Linked DNA regions of Homo sapiens: region 2 is linked to region 1. The links are chromatin loops, found by intact Hi-C in ENCODE. Cell type or tissue: adrenal gland. All regions are shown on one strand. Links, peaks and the distances in the headings refer to the core of each region. The heading gives the core; the rest is flanking DNA. Region 1 holds the start of LOC124901154 (a long non-coding RNA gene). Region 2 overlaps LOC102725231 (a long non-coding RNA gene).

Region 1 (10,358 bases), core at 1,595-4,094:
CTATGGCTGACAGCACGTCTTAGCCCTCAGCCACCCCGAGCTACTGCGGCCTCCTCCGCACCTGCAGACACTTGTGCCTTTGCCAACTGTTGTGGCCAGGCACACGCATTCACACTGTTTCTGTTCACTTACACTTTTCCTTGACTATTTTGTTTGGGGGATTTTTGCATTATAAATCTGGAGTTTGGTTGTGTTTTGTTGGTCATCATGGAAGTAATTTTAATGGGAAATACGTTTTCTTTTTTAAAAACAGTTTGAAGTTAATTACTTTTTTGGTGGTGGTAAAGACACTGTCTTGCCGTGTTGCCCAGGCTGGTCTCGAACTCCTGAGCTCAAGCAATCCTCCCACCTCAGACTCCCAAGTAGCTGGGACTAGAGGTGTGAGCCACCACACTCAGCGGATTTTGATTTTGTTTTTTGTTTGTTTGTTTTTTGAGACAGTCTCACTCTGTCGCCCAGGCTGGAGTGTAGTGAGGTGATCTTGGTTCACTGCAGCCTCCACCTCCCAGGCTCAAGCAATTCTCCCACCTCAGCCTCCCAAGCAGGTGGGGCTATAGGTGTGCACCACTATGTCCAGCTAATTTTGTTTATTTTTTGTAGAGACAAAGTCTCACTGTGTTGCCCAGACTGGTCTTGAACTCTTAGCCTCAAGTGATACTCTTGCCTCAGCCTCCCAAAGTGCTGGGATTACAGGTGTGAGCCACCACGCCTGGCTTGATTTATTTTTATTTTTTCTAGAGATGGGGTCTCGCTACATTGACCAAGCTGGTCTCAAAATCCTGGCCTGAAGCAATCCTCCCGCCTCAGACTCCCAAGGTGCTGTGATGACACGTGTGAGCCACCCCGCACAGCCCAGCTTCACCATCTTAAGGGCACACTCCATTAGCATTAAGTATATTCTAATGTTGTGCAAACATCACCACAATCCATTTCCAGAACTCTTTTCCTCTTATAAAACTGAAACTCTGAGCCTATTAAACAACTCCCCACTCCCCTCCCCAAGCCCTTGGCACCACCATTCCACTTTCTGTCTCTGAATCTGGCCACTCCCGGCACCTCATATGAGTGGAATCGGGCAGTGTTTGTCTTTTGTGTCTGGCGTATTTCACTTAGCATGATATCCTCCAGGTTCATTCATGACCTTCAGAGTTTCCTTCCTTCTTAGGGTAGGATACTGCTCCATTGCATGGCTGTGCCACGTTTTCTTCACCCATTCACTTCACCCGTGGGTGGACATGTGGGCGCTTGCATGTTTTCACTGCTGTGAGTAATGCGGCCGTGAACACGGCTGTGCAAATGCCTCTTTGGGACCCTGCTGTTGGCTGTTTTGGGTGGCTGCTCAGAGGTAGAATGGCTGGAGCCTGTGGAACTTGCCTGTGTCATTTGTGAGGATCTGCCATCTCTCCCATAGCAGCGGCACCACGCTGCCTTCCCAGCAACAATGCACAAGGATCCCAGTGTGTCCACAACCTCATGATGCTTGTTCTTCTCCTGAGCAGGATCTGGCAGCCTTGGCCCAAGCAATCCCAGTGGGCGCATCTTGGGAGCTGACTTTGGGGCCACCTTTCCCCATGCTGCCTGGGGACCAGAGAACACTGACCGCGGGAAAGACCGATGCTGCCGAGGCCAGGAGGAGGGGGAGGCCGTCATCTGTGGGTCCCCAGCAGCGCTTGGGGTCCTGGCCACTCCAGCGGCCCCTTGCACCTGCCTCCAGGGATCCTTTGTCTTCAAAATAACCTCCCTCCACCTTCCGGCTCATAGTGCCTTGGGTGGATCTGTTCCCATTTCCCACAAGCCTGCAGGGTGGTGACAGGCCCTCATTCCCATGTGCCCCAAGATTTCGGATTCCAAAAATACATCCCCTGGCTCCCCGGAGAAGTGTGTCACGGTGTCTCCGTTTCACCACTGACAGGGCCAAAGGATGTGCTCTCCTCTCCCGAGCTGCCATGGTCAAGGCAAGCCAGGACTCACCTCAGGCTGGCCCAGCCCCTCACCCCACACTGGCTCTGGGGGCCACGGCTGGCGAAGCCTCTGCGGTAGTTGGGGATCAGGCAGGCCGAGGGTCTGGCCTGTGCCGAGACCTGCACAGCTGGGTCAGCGGCTGCCTCTGTATTCATTTCCTGAGGCTGCTGTGACAAGTCACCACATACCTGGTGGCTGAAAACAACACATTTACTCCGCTCGCAGTTCTGGAGCCCAGAAGTGCAGTGTCACGGGGGTGAAGGCGAGGCGTCGGGGGCCGCTCCTCCTCCAGAGGCTGGGCCTTCCCAGGAGCTTATCCACTCCTGGCCTCTCCCTGCTTATGGGGGCTGCCAGGGCCCCTTGGCTGGTGACTGCATCACTCCAGTCTCTGCCTCCTGGTCACATGGCCTCCTCCTCTTCTGTGTGTGTGGGTGTGTGTGTGAGGGTGCGTGGGGTGTGTGTGTGAGGGTTTGTCGGTGTGTGGGTGTGTGTGGGTGTGTGGGTGTGTGTGGGGGTGTGTGTGGGTGTGTGAGGGTTCGTGTGTGGGTGTGTGGGAGTGAGAGGGTATGGGTGTGTGTGAGGGTGTGTGAGGGTATGTGTGGGTGTGTGAGTGTGTGTGGGGTGTGTGTGAGGGTGTGTATGTGTGGGTGTGTATGTGGGTGTGTGTGAGGGTTCATGTGTGGGTGTGTGTGGGTGTGGGGATGTGTGGGGGTGTGTGTGTGGAGGGGTGAGAGTGAATATGCATGCAAGTGTGTAAGATGGACAGTGAATGAGAATGTGCATGTGAAGGAGAGTGAGTGGGTGTGAGCTTGTGGGTGTGTTTGAGTGTGAATGTGTGTACAAGTGTGTGTGTGGATAAGCGTGAGTCAGTCTGTGTGGGAGGGAGAGTGTGGGAGGGAGTGTGTGGGAGGGAGTGTGTGGATATGCATGTGTTTGAATTGTGTGCAAGTGTGTGTGAATGTGTGTGTGAGTGTGGGTGTGTGTGAGTGTGAAAATTCTGCCGCCATCTTATGAGTGTGTGTGTTGTTGCATTTAGGGCTCACCTAGATAACCCAGGACAGTCCCCTCATCTCACAATGACGCCCCCAGTCGGGCTGCCGAGACCGTGCCTGCTGAGCCTAACATTCCAAGGTTCCAGGAGCTGGGGTGTGGACGGACCTGGGGCCTGCCATGCCCTCCAAGTGCTGCCCTGCCCCTTGAAGGCCAGGCCAGGTGAGGCTTCCAGGGTGGGTGTCAGAGTCCGCCCGGCATGGGACAGGGGCGGGTGGGCAGCGCCCTCTCGTCAGCCTGGGCCTTCCCTGCCACTCCTGCTTGCGGCCCTTGCTGGCTCAGGTCTGCCGAGACACTGAGAAAGTGCTTGGCGCTGTCTGCAGACGACACGGTCAGCTTGTTCTGGGCAGTGTTTGCAGGGCATCTTTTGGGCCAAAATAAACACGCACACCTTGCCCACTCCCACGGAATGCAGGAAGAGCTGGAAGGTAAACAAGCACTTTGCGGCTCTGGGGAAGGGGCCAGATATTGAATTTGGGGCCTATTGAAAGACCTCAGGGCCTCGGAGCAGGGTACTCAGCCCCTGGGTGCTCCTGCTGGGGAGCCTAGAGGCTCACGGTGCCTCCGCCCGGCCCACGCTTTGGCGGTGCTTCCGCAGACACCTGTGGAGGGCTGTTCAGGTGGCAGATGCCCACTCTGATGCCCCCACCATGTCCCCATTCTCTCTCTGATGTCCTCTCTCTCTGAGGCCCCTGCTCTCTGTGATGCCCCCTCTCTTTGATATCCCTCTTTCTCTGGTGCCCTCTCTTCCTAATGCCTTGAGTACATAAATTATTAAGCAAACTGGGTTGAACTCCGGATACCCATGCCTCTCTGATGTGGTCACCTGGGCAGGTGAGTGCAGCTCCCCGCCAGAGCAGGCATCTTGGTGACTGTTCATTGCCGGAGTTTTCTGGGGCCCCTCTCTGCCCACCTCTGCTCTCCTGGGATAGCAGCTGGCTGTCAGGTGGTGTCCTGGTGGCTGGGCCCTGGTTAGGTTAGCCCTCCATGCTAGAATGATCTGGGGCTTTGGGAGGGGTCTGTGGTGCTGTTCCAATAGAAGCTGCTCTTCTTTTTATGTCTAGAGCCAAAGGCCGCAGGCGCTGGACCCCGGCCCCGAGGCCCCCTTCCTCACTCCTTCTGAGCAAACTTTCCTACTCGAAGGTGGGGACCGGTGGGCAGCCCTGGTGGTGTCAGCCGGCACCCTGAGTTTCCCGATGGTCCTGGGACCCTTTTTCAAGGGACTTGTGGGGGCTCCTGGCCAGGGCCACCACAGCGGCCAGCAGCAGCGACCCTCCACACCGCCCTGAGTGGGCCCCACAAGGACAGGCACCTCGGCCAGTCCCAGCAGGCACTCTGGGCTTTCTCCTGCGCCAGTAGGAAGTGGTTTGGCTCGGCCCCGTGGGCCCTGGGGCGCTCAGCACCCCCTCCTCAGCCCCCGTCCTCCCTCCTCATGGCTCGGCCCCGTGGGCCCTGGGGCGCTCAGCACCCCCTCCTCAGCCCGCGTCCTCTTTCCTCATAGCTCAGCCCCGTGGGCCCTCGGGCACTGGGCAGTGTCGTGAGCATATCCGAGCGCCCTCTGTGGCACCGTCCCTGGGTCAATATTGATCTGGCTCTCAGCCACTTCCTTTTGCCCCTTCCCTGTCGGCACTCCCACCCACAGGGCCCTGCTGTGCGGAGGGGAGCAGGTGCTGTCGATGTGGTTCCTGCCTTGTGGGTTCAGGGCATTGGTGAAAGTGACAGAAAAGCTGACCCACGTGGCTTTAAGCAAAGACTGAAATTCCAGGAGTGGCTCCGCCTTCAGGGAAAGGTTGATCCAGGCTCAAAGGATGTCACCAGGACCTCATACCTCATTCTTCCCTGCCATCTCTCAGCTCCTTTTTTTTTTTTTGAGATGGAGTCTTGCTCTGTTGCCCAAGGTGGAGTGCAGTGGTGCAATCTCGGCTCACTGCAACCTCTGACCCCAAGTTCAAGCGATTCTCCTGCCTCAGCCTTCTGAGTAGCTGGGATTACAGGCGCCCGACACCATGCCCGCCTAATTTTTGTATTTTCAGTACAGCCAGGGTTTCATCGTGTTAGCCAGGATGGTCTCGATCTCCTGACCTCGTGATCTGCCTGCCTCGGCCTCCCAAAGTGCTGGGATTACAGGCGTGAGCCACCGCGCCCGGCCTCTCAGCTCCCATTTTTTAGAGTTGTCCTCCTTGGAGTGACAGGCTGGCAGCCAGCAGTGCCAAACCTCCGATACCAATTTGGGCCCAGGCACACAAGCGCTGGTGCTATCCCCAGGGCCCTCCCGTGAGGCTTCACCCCACTGCTCCAAGGACCGTGCTGGCCACAGCAGCAGCAGCAGAGGAAACATCGTGTCTCATTAGGTCCCACTTCCCTGCTTCAGTCTGTTCAGTGAGGAAGGAGGCTGAGGAAGGGGTGCTGGCAGGGATTCAGGAGGTGACCCTGGGCAGGGCTCCACACCTCTGTGTGCCCAGCAGCACTCCCTGTCCTCCCCACCCCAATACCATTCCATTGAGGAAAGCACTTCAGTCCCCAGAGCCCCACCGTGTCCAGGGACTGAAGTGGTTTCCTGCGTGGAATGGCACTGGGGTGAGACGGGCATTATCACCCTCACGATTTAGAAGAAACACAGCTCAGAGAACGTCAGTGACCGGCCTGCAGTCCCCTGGCAGTCTGAGATGGGTCTGCACGGTGCCCAGGCCATGCTCTTCACACGCCCATTGACCCGGAAGGCACAGCGTCCTGTGCTGCCTCCACGTGCCAGGGCTGGGAGCAGCCAGGCAGGGGTGAGAGTTGGGGGGTCAGACCCAGGGGAGGCCCCAGCCCAGACTCCAGGCCAAGATCCCACCATGGCAGAGATGCACTTGCTGCCGTCCCAAAGCAAGGCCCCTTCCGAGCGTTCCCTTCCGTTACTGCTGCCTCTCCGTGGAGACTGGCTGATGACTTCCAGGTACCCGGCTGTCCCTAGGGGAGGCCATGTCCTTCTCAGGGGAGCTGCCTCCTTCCAGGGCCGGGCAGTCCTGTGTGGCCCTGCTGCCCACAAGCCAGCTGTGATGGAGCTCCTGGCAGTGCCTCAGAGCAGCCAGGGATGGGCGGGACCCTGGGAGCTGCCCGGCTGACTCCACCCCTGTGTGCCACAGAGGGGCAGCCCAGGCTGCCAAGGATGCTGCCCCCAGGCGTGTTCCAAATCCCTTAATCCTCTCTCTCTGTGGCCGCTCTGGGCTCCCCATCAAGCCCTAGTTCAGCCCCCACATCCTCTAGCCTCCCGGCCCACCATCAGCTTTATGGCACCCTTGGCCACTCGTGGCTCGGGTGGAAAGTTTAGGAGTTTCTGCTTCCCTCTTTGGATGCGCCCCTGAGGGGAAGGTGGTGTCCCCCACTGGGCCCAGGAAGGGGAAACGGTCCCCTCTCCTCGCGGTGGTGGCTGCAGCCAGTTACTCCTCCAGAGCAGAACAAGGGTGGGGGGAGTGTGGGGGCGCTTGCTGACCTCAGACACCGCCCAGTTTGCCCTCAGGAGGGATGCATTTCCCCTGTGCACAGCGCTTTGAGGCTGGGCTCACATTTCTTTCTTACAGTCCTGGAAGCTGGGAAGGCCAAGATCAAGGCGCAGGCAGATCGGGGGTCTGGTGAGGGGCTTCCTGGTTTCCTGACAGCTGACTTCTCACACGGTGGAAAGAGGGCTACGGAGCTCTCTGGCCTCCTCTTGTAAGGACACTAATCCCATTCCCAGGGGCTCCACCCTCATGACCTGCTCACCTCCCAAGGGCCCCACCTCCTAACGCCATCACACTGGGAGTAGGGTTTCAACATGTACATTTCAGGAGGACACAAACCTTCAGTCCATCGGGCATATGGGGGACGGGTGGGAGCACGTGTTAGCTGGTGCATGGGTGGGTGGGTGAGTCAAGGGGGGCTCATAGGCCCCTGTTCACACCACTTGGTCGGAAGGGGGCTTTTACCTGGGTGTGGTCACCCCCAGCACCACTGGGGCCTTATGACTTTTATCACCAAAGCTCTACAAGGTGGCAGTCATGAATGAGAAACTGAGGCTCCGAGGGGAGGTGCTGGGCTCAGGCTCACCAGCTGCAGGGTGCCACATCTCATACCCCATCCTCCGCTCCCAGCCCTGAGGAGCCCTCAGAGCCCAGCCTGTCCCAGGCTCTCTGCCCAGTGGCAGAGGAGACCCAGGCCTCATTTGGTGGTTGCCAAAGGCACAAAGGCAGTCCCCGCTCAGTGATGCTATGGTCCCCTCCCTGAATCCACATGCAGAGATCAGGGCTGGAGATGGCCCCAGTGACCTGGGGACTGGCCAGCACCTTGGACACTGTGGCTGATTATCTGGGCTAAGCACACAGCTTCAAGAGTCTACCTGGAAGCTAGGCACAGTGAGCCCCGTAGTCCCAGCTACTCAGGAGGCCGAGGCGAGAGGATCATGTGAGCACGGGAGGTTGAGGCTGCAGTGAGCTATGATTGCACCACTGCACTCCAGCCTGGGTGACAGAGTGAAACTTCGTCTCAAAAAAAAAAAAAAGTTGATTTGGGCCCACTGGGGTGGAGTGGCCTGGGAGTGGTAATGGGGTGAGGATGGGGTCAGGGGAAATGAGAGGGAGGGAGCCGGTGTTGGTGCTGGAAGCTGCTTTTTGGGTTCCCTCCTCCCAAGCATAATGAGCATCTAGGGCGGGAGCTGTGTAGGGCCCTCCCGGGGGTCCCTCTGATCTCCTAGCCTGCCAGCACCCCTGCAGACCCCGCCAAGCTCCTTCAAGATCCCTCCTTCTCGGTGAAAGACGTCAGCCCTTCTCAGAATGCCCGTCTAGCCTTAAAATAAGAAACAGGCCCAACTCTGGACTCCCAGGCCCTAGGTCCCCTGTGGCCTCCTGTCCCACATCCCACTTCCCTCCCTCGCCTGTCCTTCTGGTCTTCCTCTTTGCTCTTCTTCACTCCTCACAGCAGGGGCTGCGGTTTGTGAGTTCCAACTCCAGGGCCTAGGACCACGTGTGGCTTTGAGCAGCCACCCGGGAGCTCTGCCTGCTGGATGCAAACGCCAGGGCCTGAGCACACCGAGAGGCACTGGGGACGTCAGCATAGAATCAACAGCATCAAAGGACATTCGGGCATGTCCTGGGCCCCAAACCTCCCCCAAGCAGGTGACGAAGGGCTCTTGGCAGAAATGAATAGAGTGAAGGGCTGGGGTGGAGGTGGGGAGGCATAGGCGGGCGGTGGCACCCAGAGAAGGGCTGGAGCCTGAGAGGAGAAGGTGAGAAGGTTCTTGGGAGGCAGAAGGGACCAAGGGGCCCTCGCAGTGCGAGCACGCTGTAGCCTGGTGTGACTCCTCCCTCCCCGCTCGCTGGCTGTCTCCATCCACACAGCCACTCCTGGAGTGAGTGGTGCTCTGGGGTGTGAAAGGGTGGCTGGGACCTGCAGGGACACTTGAGCCCAGCCCTTAAGGTCCAACCCAGGAAGTTCCAGAGGAGCCCGGAAGTGTGAGCGCAGCCCTGCTGGGAAATGGTACGGGATGGGAGCACAGAGGTGTTTCAGTTCCCAACACACAGGGGCATACTTTGGGCTTGGAGAGCCGCTCAGCCCTGGGCACGGGGGGACACCCTGTTGGTGGACACCTGGGTTGGCACATATGTCAAGGTCAGTGACTAAATTCAGTCAATTATAATGGAAAGCTAAAATATCCAAACCCAGCCTGGGCAATACAGTGAGACCTCATTTCTACAAACCAACCAACCAACCAAAACAAAAAAAAAGCGGCCGGGCGCGGTGGCTCACACCTGTAATTCCAGCACTTTTGGGAGGCTGAGGCCGGGAGTTCGAGCCCAGCCTGGCCAACATGGTGAAACCCCGTCTCTACTAAAAATACAAAAATTAGCTGGGCGTGGTGGCAGGTGCCTGTAATCCCAGCTACTCAGGAGGCTGAGGCAGAAGAATTGCTTGAAGACGGAGGTTCCAGTGAGCCGAGATCGCGCCACTGAACTCCAGCCTGGGGGAAAGAGCAAAACTGTCTCAAAAAAAAAAAAAAAAAAAAAAAAAAGCCCAATGTGGGGGCTGTTCTGTATTCCCATTTAGATTTATTACGGAAGCAAAAACAATAAAAGCAACACTCCCGTCCGCAACACACACAAAGACCGGCATCAGATTTATTATTATCTCTTGTTAAATATTTTCGATCTTTTCTCAGAACATGGTCTAGAAGGGCATAGTAGTTTTTTTCCCGGTACATGCGTGGGTGGGTAGTGAGGAGAAGGGAGCAGAGGTGCGCGCCAGGAGCCAGGCTGGTTCTCTGCAGAGAACAACCTCCAGATCCTCCCAGGGAAGCCTGACACGCCAGTCCCACGTTGGACGACGTGCAGAGGAAGGGGGAGGTCCACGGGGACGACGAAGATGACCTTATACGTGCACTCGGCATATCCTGGAGTAACGCGCAGTGGGGGAGGTGGGGAGGGGAGGGTCGGCCGGGCAAGCCCCTGCCCGCTGCGCGGCGCCTGTCCTGCAAGCGTCTGGTGCGTGGGTTTGGGGGGTCAGGGTGGTGGTCAGTCTCCGTGGTCCTAACGTGGGGATGTGGCTCTTTCTCCTGGTGAGATGGTTGGGCACTGTGAGCTGGGATAGGGGTCCTGAGCAGAATGCCTCCAGCCTTCAGGGGATCTCTCGGCTGCTCCTCTGGGAGGGCGGCATTCTGACCAGCCAGGGTGCTGATGTCAGGCACAGGGCAGGAAAAGGCTGAAGGCAGGTCCCCAGAATGTCCACTGAGTGCTGGGTGGCACAGGGCAATGCTGGGTGGTCCTTTGTGCCAGCCCCGAGCCTTCCTGAGTGGATCCCACAGTGTTCATCTCTCATGAGCTGGTTCACGGCTTGGGAGGGGCCGCAGGTGGCAGATCCGGGCTCTAAAGGGAAGAACCAGACCGGCAGCTCCAGACCCAGGCTCCTCGGAGTCTGGGCCAGGTGGGAGAGCAAGGGCCTTCTCCAGAGGCACTGACTGCTCTGCTGGCCTTGACCTGGGGCGGGGGTCAGAGTCATCTAGACTCAGTACAGCTGTCCCTGGGCGCCTTCCAGGCTGAATTCGGAAAGCAAATTCTTCTCAGCAGCTCTAACAGTCTGTGAAGTTCTGTTGAAAAAGACTTGCAGGATGGCTCTCAACACCCAGGCGCAGGTGTGCGGGCTGCCTCTGTGTTGCCAGCGTATAATACTGTCATACTGGTGGCCACCCCAGGGGCTAGTTGGCTGTTTGGTCAGGCCCAGAAGAGGACCCTGCAAATGCCTTCTTTGAGATGGAAACACAGCCCCTCCCTTCAACTGTGCAGGGGTGGGTGAGGCCAGCCAGCCCTCGTGGGGAGAGTAGCTGTGTGCCTGAGGAG
Region 2 (12,694 bases), core at 6,174-8,673, 110 kb before region 1:
GCCGTGTTGGCCAGGCTGGTGTTGAACTCCTGACCTCAGGTGATCCACCCACGGCAGCTTCACAGAGTGTTGGGATTACAGAGTCCTTTATATATTTTAGATACAATGCCTTTGTCAGATATGTGACTTGCAAATATCCACTCCCAGTCTATAATTTGTCTTTTCATACTCCTAACAGTCTTTCATTGAGCAAAAGTTAATTCTGATGAAGTCCAATTAATTGACATTTCCTTTTATGGATGGTGCTTCTGGTGTCAAGTCTAACAACTCTGCCTAGACTGGGTCCTGAAGATTTTCTCCTATTTTTTTTCTAGATGTCCTGTAATTTTACATTTAAGTCCAAGGTCCATTATAAGTTAAAAATTGTAGGCCGGGCGCAATGGTTCACGTCTGTGATCCCAGCACTTTGGGAGGCTGAGGCAGGCGGATCACGAGGTCAGGAGATTGAGACCATCCTGGCTAACACAGTGAAACCCCATCTACTAAAAACACAAAAAATTAGCCGGGCGTGATGGTGGGCACCTGTAGTCCCAGCTACTCAGGAGGCTGAGGCAGGAGAATGGCGTGAAACTGGGAGGCGGAGCTTGCAGTGAGCTGAGATCGCGCCACTGCACTCCAGCCTGAGCAACGGAGCGGGACTCCATCTCAAAAAAAAAAATTGTAGAAGATGGGAAGATTAGTTCAGGATCTTTTTTGTGGGATTTTTGCAAGATGAATGTATAATTGCTCCAGCACCATTTATTGAGAAGGTGGCCCCTTTCTCCATTGAATTACTTTCTTCTTTCATCAAAAATTAATTTAGTAGGCCGGGCAAGGTGGGTTACGCCTGTAATCCGAGCACTTTGGGAGGCTGAAGCAAGACAATTGCTTGAGGCCAGGAGTTTGAGACCAGCCTGGCCTACTTGGCGAAACTCCATCCCTACTAAAAATACAAATTAGCTGGGCATGGTGGCACGTGCTGGTAGTCCCAGCTACTGGGGCTGTGAAAGGGAGGCTGAGGTGGGAGGATCGCTTGAGTCCAGAAGGTCGAGGTTGTAGTGAGCCAAGACCGCGCCACTGCACTCCAGCCTGGGCGACAGAGCAAGACCCTGTCTCAATAACAAAAAATTAATTGGGTATATTTGTATAAATCTATTTCTGGGTTCTCTGTCTGTCTCACTGATCAATGTGACTCATCTCTTTTCCAGTACCACACTGTTTTAATTACTGTAGCTAATAGTAAAGACTTGGCATCTGCAAGAGTGATTACTCCCACTTTATTCTTTTTAAATATTGTTTGGCTATTCTAGAGCCTTTCCTTTCCCACAGAAATTTTGGAATAAGCTTTTATGTGTTCAGAAAATCTTGCTGAGGTTTTAATAGAAATTTTGGTAAACCTATAGATCAATTTTGGAGAGAATTTACATCTTTACTATGTTAAGTGTTTAGTCTTTCAATTTTTTTTTTTTTTTTTTTTTTTTTTTTTTTTTTGAGACGAGGTCTCCCTATGTTGCTCAGGCTGGCCTTGAACTCCTGGGCTAGGGCAATCATCTTGCCTTAGCTCCTCAGTAGCAGGGTTACATACAGGTGTGCACCACCTTGCCCCAAATCTTTGCTTGAGCCCAGGAGTTTGGGACCAGCCTGGGCAACATAGCAAGACTCCATCTCTACAAAAAATAAAAATAGGCCGGGTGCAGTGGCTAACCCCTGTAATCCCAGCACTTTGGGAAGCCGAGGCGGGTGGATGATGAGGTCAGGAGTTCAAGACCAGCCTGATCAATATGGTGAAACCCCTTCTCTACTAAAAATACAAACATTAGCCGGGCATGGTGGCACGTGCCTGTAGTCCCAGCTACTCCGGAGGCTGAGGCAGGAGAATTGCTTGAACCCTGGAGGCAGAGGTTGCAGTGGGCCAAGACTGCACCACTGCACTGCAGACTGGGTGACAGAGCGAGACTCTGTCTAAAAAAAATTAAAAATATAAATATAAAAATAAATTAGCTGGACGTGGTGGTGCACACCTGCAGTCCCAGCTACTTAGGAGGCTGAGGTGGGAGGATCACTGGAGCCTGGGAGGTGGAGGCTGCAGTGAGCCATAACTGCACCACTGCATTCCAGCCAACACAACAGCGCGAGACCCTGTCTCAAACAAAACGAAACAGTTGTTATGTAAAGAAATAAATAAATTTTAATGAAAAAAATAAATGAAAGAAATTTAAAGAGCAATTAACCAGAGCTAGGGATAGGCGAGGGAGGGGTGAGTGTGGCTATAGATCTTGGGGTGATGGCACAGTATCTTTTTTTTTCTTTTTGAGGCAGGGTCTGGCTCTGTCACCCAGGCTATAGTGCAGTGGTGTGATCATGGGTCACTCACTGAAGCCTCAACCTCATGGGCTCAAGTGATCCTCCCACCTCAGCCTCCTGAGTAACTGGGAATACAGGTGTGTGCCACCATGCTCAGCTAGTATTTTTAATTTTTTGTAGAGATAGGGTCTCACTGTGTTGCCCAGGTTGGTCTTCAACTCCTAGGCTCAAGCGATCCTTCTGTCTCAGCCTCCAAAGTGTTGGAATTACAGGTGTGAGCCACTGTGCCTGGCCCAGGGAAGCATCTTTTTTTTTTTTTTTTGAGACAGAGTCTCGCTCTGTCGCCCAGGCTGGAGTGCAGTGGTGCAATCTCGGCTCACTGCAAGCTCTGCCTCCTGGGTTCACGTCATTCTCCTGCCTCAGCCTCCAGAGTAGCTGGGACTACAGGCACCCGCCACCACGTCTGGCTAATTTTTTTTTTTTTGTATTTTTACAAATACAAAAACTTTGGCCTCCACCAAATTTGTATTTTTAGTAGAGATGGGGTTGCACCGTGTTAGCCACGATGGTCTCGATCTCCTGACCTCATGATCCGCCCGCCTCAGCCTTCCAAAGTGCTAGGATTACAGGCATGAGCCACCGCGCCCGGCCCCAGGGAAGTATCTTGATTATGGTGGTGGACACCTGAAGCTACATGTAACAAAGTTGCACAGAGAGCCCCTCTCCCACACACACATAAATGAGTGCATGTGTAACTGGTAAAATCTGAATAAACTCTATGGCTTGAACCAATGTCCACTTTCTGGGTTCGAGATTGTATTACAGTGGCCAAGTGCAGTGGTTCATGCCTGTAATCCCAGCACTTTGGGAGGCTGAGGCTGGTGGATCGCTTGAGCTCGGGAGTTCAAGACTAGCCTGGGCAACATAGTGAAACCCCATCTATACAAAAAAAAGAAAAACAAGGCCGAGCGCAGTGGCTCACGGCTGTAATCCCAGCACTTTGGGAGGCTGAGGCGGGTGAATCACCTGAGGTCGGGAGTTCGAGACGAGCCTAACCAACATGGAGAAACTCTGTCTCTACTAAAAATACAAAATTAGCCAGGGTGGTGGCGCATGCCTGTAATACCAGCTACTCGGGAGGCTGAGGCAGGAGAATCGCTTGAACCCGGGAGGTGGAGGTTGCGGTGAGCCAAGATCGCACCATTGCACTCCAGCCTGGGTAACAAGAACAAAACTCTGACTCAACAAAAAAAAAGAAAGCACTCATTGCCAAAGATCTTGTCTGGACACAGCTCTTAAACGTTAAGACTCGAGTCCTTTACTTGGTTGCTTTTGTGTTCTGCTTGTCATCCAGTTTCACAATTTAACGAATCTGAGGCCATTTTTGAAATACTCCGCTTGGTTTGGAAGCCAACACCCTCAGTCCACTTTTGGCCAGCAAGCTCTCAGTCTCTGCATGGCAGAGCATCAGCCTTGTCTTCTGCCACACATGCACCACTCGATTCTGGTGGCAGCAGCCTACAGTACTGTGCCGTCTCTGCTCCACAAGATGCTCGGGACCCCACCAGCCTTCCTGCAGCTCCCATTCTTACTCTGACCTCATGGCCCTCATTCTCATGGTCCCAGATGCAAACTCCCTGCTCCAGGCAGCAGGATGGAAGACAGGCTCAGGAGGAGGCGGCAATAGGTGCGGCCTCCCTTGGGTATGGGAAGACTAGGTTCTACTCATTGGAAGAAGTGTGAATGTGGATATCTGGCCATCAGATATTTGGACTGTGTCAGAAACGTTTGTCTGTTCAACAAAATTCATGCCCTCTCTTCCACTGTACAGATTTATTGCCGGAAGCAGGTGCTCAGACAGAATTGAGCAAGTGATTTCCAGGCTTGTGGAAATCTTCCCAAATCTTTGCTTTTGGTGGGAAGGTATGACTGGTTCTTGCGAATGGGCCAGGAGATGAAGTGATGTGGGTGACTTTGGGCTGAGCTGGTTAGGAAGCACTTCGGCTTTCTTTTCTTTTTTTTTTTTTTTGAGATGTGGTCTCACCCTATCGCCCAGGCTGGAGGGTAATGGCGCGATCTTGGCTCACTGCAACCTCCACCTTCCGGGTTCACGCCATTCTCCTGCCTCAGCCTCCCTAGTAACTGGGACTACAGGCACCCGCCACCATGCCCAGCTAATTTTTTTGTATATTTAGTTGAGATGGAGTTTCACTGTGTTAGCCAAGATGGTCTTGATCTCCTGACCTCATGATCTGCCCGCCTCGGCCCCCCAAAGTGCTGGGATGACAAGCATGAGCCACCACGCCCGACCATGCTTGGCTAATTTTTATATTTTTAGTAGAGACGGGGTTTCGCCATGTTGGCCAGGCTGGTCTTGAACTGCCAACCTCAGGTGATCTGCCCGCCTCGGCCTCCCAAAGTGCTGGGATGACAGGCGTGAGCCACCGCGCCCGGCCGCGCTTGAGCTTTCTTATTCTCTCTTCCCTCTTTACCAGCTGGATACAGAGGGCTCTGAAGCCTAGGGCAGGGGTTCCCCAGGTTTTTTTTTTATGCCGTGACCCCTCCTGGAAGTCTGATGAAGCCCACGGACCTCCACTCAGAATAATGATTTTAAAAACACAAAGTAAAATACACAGGATGGCAAAGGGAACTAGTTATATTGAAATAGTTACAAAACTATTTCAAGTATTATAACAATATTTGTGCATATAATAGCATATTAAATAATAAAATCTTTTGGTAGATCTAATATCTCTCACATTTAAGTAGCAAATGACTGAAAATGATTTTTTTTTTGAGATGGAGTCTCCCGCTGTTGCCAGGCAGTGCAGTGGCATGATCTTGGCTCACTGCAATCTCCGCCTCATGGGTTCAACCTCCTGCCTCAGCCTCCAGAGTAGCTGGGATTACAGGCATCTGCCACCACACCCAGCTAATTTTTGTATTTTTGGTAGAGAGAGGGTTTCCCCATGTTGGCCAGGATGGTCTCGATCTCCTGACCTCAGGTGATCCGCCCGCCTCGGCCTCCCAAAGTGCTGGGATTTCAGGCGTGAGCCACCGCACCTGGCCCATATTTCAGGATACCCCAACACTTTTTTAGGGTTATGAAAATGTTTTAGAGCTAGAGAGAGGCAGTGGTTGCACGCCATTGTGAGTGTACTAAGTAGTACCGAATTGTATACTTTAAAATGGTTCATTTTATATCATGTGAATTTCATCTCAAAAAAGGAACTGGGGGTGGGGAGATCTCCCCACAGCTGTGATAGGGTACAACAGTATCCGGCTGGGGCTTCTACTGGTGATGGTCATGGGGATCGCTCATTCCATTGGGATCTGTTACCTACGCTCAAAATGACAGTGCTAAATTTCTACCCAATTGAGTTCACAGGTCCCTTTGCCTGAATTCTATCCACAGATTCCTTGGTGGTCCACAGACCCTGGAGTAAGAATCTCTGCCCTAGGGGATGACAGGACTGTAAAAGGAAGGGACCTGGGTCCCTGAATCACACGGGGGAAGTCACCTGCTGAATCAGAACGCCTCAACAGCTAGCTAGCCAAGAAATAAACGGAGAGCGTGGCAACCCACAGATTTTGTTTGTATTTGTTTATTAGAGCAGCTAGCATTACCCTGAGCCAACAAATTCCCATTTCTGCTTAAATCACTTTAAATCAGTTTCTACTGTAGAAACTGAATGAGTCCTAATAAATTCAGACAGTGGCCTGTGAATCAAGTTATGCACGAAGAAACTTGGGACTCCTGTCCCGGGGCTCCCAGATAAAACCCTGTGGCCCCCTCCATCTCTGGGAGGACCCACATCCTCTGCATCTCTTCAGATTTTTGCCTTCAGCTCTGCTGATGTTCCTCTTGGAGACCCCGCATGGGGGTTCTGGACTAACCCACTGCCTGCAGAGGCAGGGGAGTGGATGTGAGGCCACCAGTTCAGTGCACAATACCCCTTCGGGTATCCTGGAGACAAACGCCACTCCTCAGCTGGCATGTTGTGGCATCCTGGGACAGTCAGGTCAGTTTTTGGAAACTTAATAAGCATTGTGTTAATCTGGAAGGAACAAAAGTCACCATGCCCTAAACTTTCCAAGGGTAATATCCATAATAAATGCCTGTCCAGGCTGGGTGTGGTGGTGCACACCTGTAATCCCAGCACTTTGGGAGGCCAAGGCGGGCAAATCATCTGAGGTCAAGAGTTCAAGACCAGCCTGGCCAACATGGCGAAACCCCATCTCTACTAAAAATACAAAAAATTATCTGGGTATGGTAGCGCGTGCCTGTATTCCCAGCTACTTGGGAGGCTGAGGCAGGAGAATCGCTTGAACCCAGGCAGCAGAGGTTGCAGTGAGCTGAGATTGCACCACTGCACTCCAGCCTGGGCGACAGAGCAAAATTCCGTCTAAAATAAATAAATAATAATAAAAAAAAAACACAAAAAAGGCTGGGCACGGTGGCTCACGCCTGTAATCCCAGTACTTTAGGAGGCCGAGGTAGGCGGATCACGAGGTCAGGAGATCAAGACCATCCTGGCTAACACGGTCAAACCTCTCTACTAAAAATACAAAAAATTAGCCGGGCATGGTGGTGGGCGCCTGTAGTCCGAGCTACTTGGAAGGCTGAGGCAGGAGAATGGCGTGAACCCGGAAGGCAGAGCTTGCAGTGAGCCGAGATCACGCCACTGCACTCCAGCCTGGGAAACACAGCGAGACTCTATCTCAAAAAAAAAAAAAAATTCCTGTCCTAGGTCAGCCTCCTGCTCTCCGGCCAATACGTCATATCCCATAATAAGCAGCAGGGCAACTCAAAATGTTTTTCTCCCAGGGGAGTATCAGTGATTAATCTGCCAGCAGGCGTTGGCATCTTGGGGCATCTCCCTGGAACTCCACCCTGGCCAGGCACTGCAGCCAAACAGACCCACCCTTCAGCAGCTCAGACCCAAGCTCGGTGGTGCCCCAGCGCCCCCTGCCTCTCACACCACACACCCGACCATCAGAAACTCCCAGGGGGAGTACAATCAATACAATGCAGACTGTCTAAACAGCCTAGAGCTTTGTTTGGTTCTTTTTTCCCCCCGATTGACAATCGGACCCACTGGTTTAAATTTAGAGGTTAATTCATCTGAAACGGTGTCTAGTAGTTGAAGAAAGACATACAGAGCATATTATTTGAAATGTGCTTAACGTGCTGTTTAAAAACAAATTTGTCCTGTTTCTAGGCCTTTTAGACACCAGTATTAAGCCTTAAGTCAAACAGCCCTAAAGGCTGCCTGTATCTGGACTTCTCGTCACAGGAGTCAGTAAGGGCGCCGGGTTTGTTATTCAAGGTCAGCGCATGGTAATCTATCAGTTCAAATGCTTGTCTCTGGGGAGTGTGGCTGGAATAGGGATAGGGATGAGATATTCACTTCCTTTATCATGCCTTTCTGCTTTTTAAGTTTTACCATTTTATTTTATTTTATTTGTTAATTTTTTTAGACAGAGTCTCACTCTGTCGTCCAGGCTAGGGTGCAGTGGCACGATCTCGGCTCACTGCAACCTATGCCTCCCAGGTTCAAGCAATTCTCCTGCCTCAGCCTCCCGAGTAGCTGGGACTACAGGCGCCTGCCACCATGCCCGGCTAATTTTTGTATTTTTAGTAGAGACGGGGTTTCACCATGTTGCCCTCGAACTCCTGATCTCAGGTGATCCGCCTGCCCCAGCCTCCCAAAGTGGGTGGATTCCAATGCATTCCAGCCTGGGTGGAAAGTAAGACCCCATCTCTTAAAAAAACCAAAAAGCATCAGTATAGTTTTGATGTTGTGTTAAAGAATAAGGAAAAAGAAGTTAAAAGAGAGACAGAAAACAAAACGCAAAACCAGAAACAAAACCAAATGAGCTGCCTTTTCCCCTTCCCAGCAATTCTCTAAGGTAAGTCTTTGGGAGTGCATCTGAACTCTGCATGGGAAGCTCTGTCTCCTGCATTCTGAGGCCTCGAGGCACCTTCTTGACTCCACATACTGAGTGTGAGGCCAGGAAGAGACAAGTGCCGAAGGAAGCAGCTGGCAGGAGGCCTGTTGCATGAAGGTGGAGGCTTGATGGAACGTGGACCTCGGGCCTCTGCCTCTTTCTTCCTTGCTGCTTCTACGTGGACCTCGGGCCTCTGCCTTTCTTCCTTGCTGCTTCTACGTGGACCTCGGGCCTCTGCCTCTTTCTTCCTTGCTGCTTCTACGTGGACCTCGGGCCTCCGCGCCTTTCTTCCTTGCTGCTTCTACGTGGACCTCGGGCCTCCGCGCCTTTCTTCCTTGCTGCTTCTACGTGGACCTCGGGCCTCTGCCTCTTTCTTCCTTGCTGCTTCTACGTGGACCTCGGGCCTCTGCCTCTTTCTTCCTTGCTGCTTCTACGTGGACCTCGGGCCTCTGCCTCTTTCTTCCTTGCTGCTTCTACGTGGACCTCGGGCCTCTGCCTCTTTCTTCCTTGCTGCTTCTACGTGGACCTCGGGCCTCTGCCTCTTTCTTCCTTGCTGCTTCTACGTGGACCTCGGGCCTCTGCCTCTTTCTTCCTTGCTGCTTCTACGTGGACCTCGGGCCTCTGCCTCTTTCTTCCTTGCTGCTTCTACGTGGACCTCGGGCCTCTGCCTCTTTCTTCCTTGCTGCTTCTACGTGGACCTCGGGCCTCTGCCTTTCTTCCTTGCTGCTTCTACGTGGACCTCAGGCCTCTGCCTCTTTCTTCCTTGCTGCTTCTACGTGGACCTCGGGCCTCTGCCTCTTTCTTCCTTGCTGCTTCTACGTGGACCTCAGGCCTCTGCCTTTCTTCCTTGCTGCTTCTATTCCTCTTTCTTCCAGCAACGGTATCCCTGATTTTCCTCTGACTACTCCACACTAATTTTTTTTTTTTTTTTGAGACAGAGTTTCACTCTTGTTGCCCAGGCTGGAGTGCAATGGTGTGATCTTGGCTCACTGCAACCTCTGCCTCCCAGGTTCAATGATTCTTCTGCTTCAGCCTCCCAAGTAGCTGAGATTACAAGCATGCGCTACCATGCCTGGCTAATTTTTTGTATTTTTAGTAGAGACAGGGTTTTACCATGTGGGCAAGGCTGGTCTCGAACTCCTGGCGCCAAGTGATCCATCCGCCACAGCCTCCCAAAGTGCTGGGATTACAGGCATGAGCTCCCGCACCCGGCCCCCATCAACTCTTTCCATATATGCTTGAGTGCAGCTGAAGACGATCTGCCTCCACAAGTAGGGCATGTGACTTCTTCCTGACTGGTGTATGACACATGCCAGAACATGGTGTTTGATTCAGAGATGGAAATGAGTCAGGCCTAGGACCTCTGTTCGACCATTTTGGGGACATTCTCTTTCCTGCCAGGCTTGAACCTTGAAGGAGATGGTATCCCCTTTTCTTGAATGTGGCACCTGATGATAAAGTCACCATGGAGGTGAGCAGAACCGAGTGGCATTAGCTCCCAGATCAAGCCACACCTGCAGCTAGTGGACTCTTCCTGGTCTTTCTTTTTTTTTGAGATGGAGTCTCGCTTTGTCGCCCAGGCTGGAGTGCAGTGGTGCGATCTCAGCTCACTGCAAGCTCCACCTCCCGGGTTCACACCATTCTCCTGCCTCAGCCTCCCGAGTGGCTGGGACTACAGGCGCCCGCCACCACACCCAGCTATTTTTTTTTGTATTTTCAGTAGAGACGGGGTTTCACTGTATTAGCCAGGATGGTCTCCATCTCCTGACCTCATGATCCGCCTGCCTTGGCCTCCCAAAGTGCTGGGATTACAGGCTTGAACCACCATGCCTGGCCATCTTCCTGGTCTTTTAATGCTACGTGAGCCAACTAATTCCTTTGTCCCCCTCTTAAAGCTGTTTGAGTTAGGTTTTCAGCCAATTGCAGGCTAATACAATGGGCTCAGGGACAAAGGATAATAGGGGTAAGATATGATTGGGATCTGAAACTTCATCTACGATACCAGGCCCTATCTAAGGAGAACTGTGGCCTGCAAGCCTCAAGTCCAGAGAAAGGGAGACAGATGTCCAGGGTGTGTCCATGTCTCTGGCACTGCATGGCAGTGGGAAATTTTTGTCACCAGCGCTGGTCTTTGGCCACTAAGCCTGCAGCCCTAGAGAGGAGGTGTCAGACTGTTAAGAGCTGAATGGCTCCACAGGTCTGTATTTCAGACTCACCAAACAACCTCCGAATGGCTTTGCTTCCCTCTAGAATGTGCTTTCCTACTAGAAGCGGGTTTGTCACACGGCTGTTCAAATTTTTCTTGCAAATAAACCTTGGGACCTGCTTCATTCATCATTCTCCTGCGCATTTTGGTTCTTGTGGTCAGTCTGTAATCGACACTGCATATCTCTGGGGCCCCTGGCAAATCCAGCTGCTGGACCCATACAGTAATGGTCCACATTTGTCTTCATTCGTTTTCTTTTGCCTATAACAGAGTATCTTAAACTGGGTAATTTATATGGAAAAGGAATTTATTTCTTACAGTTCTGCAGGCTGAGAAGTCCAAAGTCAAGGGGCCACATCTGGTGGGGACTTCCTGCTGGTGGGGACTCCCTGCAGTCCCAAAGCAGCACAAGGCATCAGATGGCAACAGGGATGGGTGTGCGAAGGTGCTAGCTCAGGTCTGTCTTCCTCTTCCTACAAAGCCACCAGTTCCTCTCCCATGATAACCCATTAATTAATCCATGAATGAATTCATTCATTCATGTGGGCTGAATTTTACCTCAGTTAAAGAAAATAGGGTAACCTAACCTTGAGAACATTGTCAGAGAAACTTTGAGGAATTATTTACCTTCATATATACATACTGTGAAATTCAAATACTTATTTCCCTTAGACTCTTATTCATGTATGTGTAAGAGACAGAGAGAAACAGAGTCGGAGACAGAGTTTTAGTTGACTTGAAAAAAGGAAACAGACTTTTATACACTGTTGGTGGAAATATAAACTGGTACAGACTTTTCAAAGAGCCATTTGGCAATATCTACCAAAACCCGCTCATTTTTTGTATTTTTTGTAGAGATGGGGTTTTGCTATGTTGCTCAGGCTGGTCTCAACCTCCTGAGCTCAAGCGATCTGCCAGCCTGGGAGAGTCCTCATGGCCCAATCACCTCTTAAAGACCCCACCTCTCAATACTGGGCCATCCCTTGAAACCATTCTGCCCTCTAGGCCCTCTAGGCCTCAGAGCCTGTGACAGCAAGTGTAGCCTCAAAGACCTCCAAAATGCCCTAGAGGTCTTTCTTCTATTTTTTTTTTTTTTTTTTTGAGGTGGAGTTTTGCTCTTGTTGCCCAGGCTGGAGTACAACGGCATGATCTCGGCTCGCTGCAACCTCCACCTCCCAGGTTCAAGCAATTCTCCTGCCTCAGCCTCCCAAGTAGCTGGGATTACAGGCGACTGCCAACACGCCCGGCTAATTTTTTGTATTTTTAGTAGAGACGGGGTTGGTTTCAGCATGTTGGCCAGGCTGGTCGCGAACTCCTGATCTCAGGTGATCCACCCCGCCTCGTCCTCCCAAAGTGCTGGGATTACAGGTGTGAGCCACCGTGAGTGACCAGCTCCATGCTCTTTGATGATCCTTTTTCTCTGTACTAATCTTGGTGAAAGACCACTGGGCCACCCTTGGTTTCTGCTTTTGAACACACTTTTTCATTCTACATGGCCAGGCTGAGTTTTGCAAATTTGTCTGCTTTGTTTCTCTTTTGATTGTTAATTCTGTCTTCATGAGTGCTGGAGGAGACAAATATTCAAACCACAGCAACATTCTCCATCAGTCCCAGGTTGGAATTCCAATGCCCCAGTCATGTTTGAGTGACAGACACCACGGCAACATCAACAATCATGGCCATCACCTAGGTGTCCATTTTCATTACTGAACCACCCATCTGAGGCCACCCTCTCAGAGTTAACAGGAATCCCGGACAGAAATATAGTTATAATTAAGCATTAATCAGGCGGCACTTAGGCCCACTTCCTTGTAACAGAAAGTCATGTAGCTCCGGACACTGACCATTATGCACCCCCGCTGTTACTACAGATGGGATTTCTGATGTTAGGGTCCTAAGGCTTTTGTTTAAAAATCACTTAAGCAGCCTGGCACAGTGGCTCACGCCTGTAATACTAGCACTTTGGGAGGCCGAGGCGGGCAGATTGCTTGAGGGCAGGAGCTGGAGACCAGCCTGGGCAACAAGGTGAAACCCCATGTCAACAACAACAATTAACGGGGTGTGGTGTATGCCTGCAGTCCCAGCCTCTCCGGAGGCTGAGGTGGGAGGATCACCTGAGCCCAAGGAGGTTGAGACTGCAGTGAGCCGTGATCATGCCACTGCACTCCAGCCTGGGTGACAGAGTGAGAACCTGTCTCAAAAATACAGTAACATAAATAAATATAGGCCGGGTACAGTGGCTCACACCTGTAA

What was found. A loop is a pair of places that touch in the nucleus more often than their neighbours do. Peaks named below come from ENCODE experiments on the same cell type or tissue, not always from the same donor. Only the 100,000 strongest peaks of a DNase experiment are listed, where the experiment ranks them.
Region 2: a loop joins it to region 1, with 2.2 times the contacts of the local background. A loop is called at or near these places in 10 of 110 quality-filtered maps.

The regions. Positions count from the first base shown.
Region 1 is chr5:180,592,394-180,602,751 of GRCh38, forward strand. It overlaps LOC124901154 (a long non-coding RNA gene), which reads left to right and starts at 777. Exons shown (of 2, transcript XR_007059088.1): 1 at 777-816; 2 at 1,500-1,875. It overlaps FLT4 (fms related receptor tyrosine kinase 4), which reads right to left. Exons shown (of 30, transcript NM_182925.5): 30 at 9,113-10,358. RefSeq lists a silencer at 4,320-4,491 and an enhancer at 10,185-10,358. In adrenal gland, for the core only: no CTCF peak of the experiment used is centred there; no DNase peak of the experiment used is centred there; H3K27me3 peaks cover 156 bases.
Region 2 is chr5:180,477,417-180,490,110 of GRCh38, forward strand. It overlaps LOC102725231 (a long non-coding RNA gene), which reads left to right. Exons shown (of 4, transcript XR_941323.2): 4 at 5,699-5,868. Among named protein-coding and RNA genes, the nearest start is that of CNOT6, 11 kb to the right of the region's middle. RefSeq lists an enhancer at 8,116-9,315. In adrenal gland, for the core only: no CTCF peak of the experiment used is centred there; no DNase peak of the experiment used is centred there; H3K27ac peaks cover 538 bases.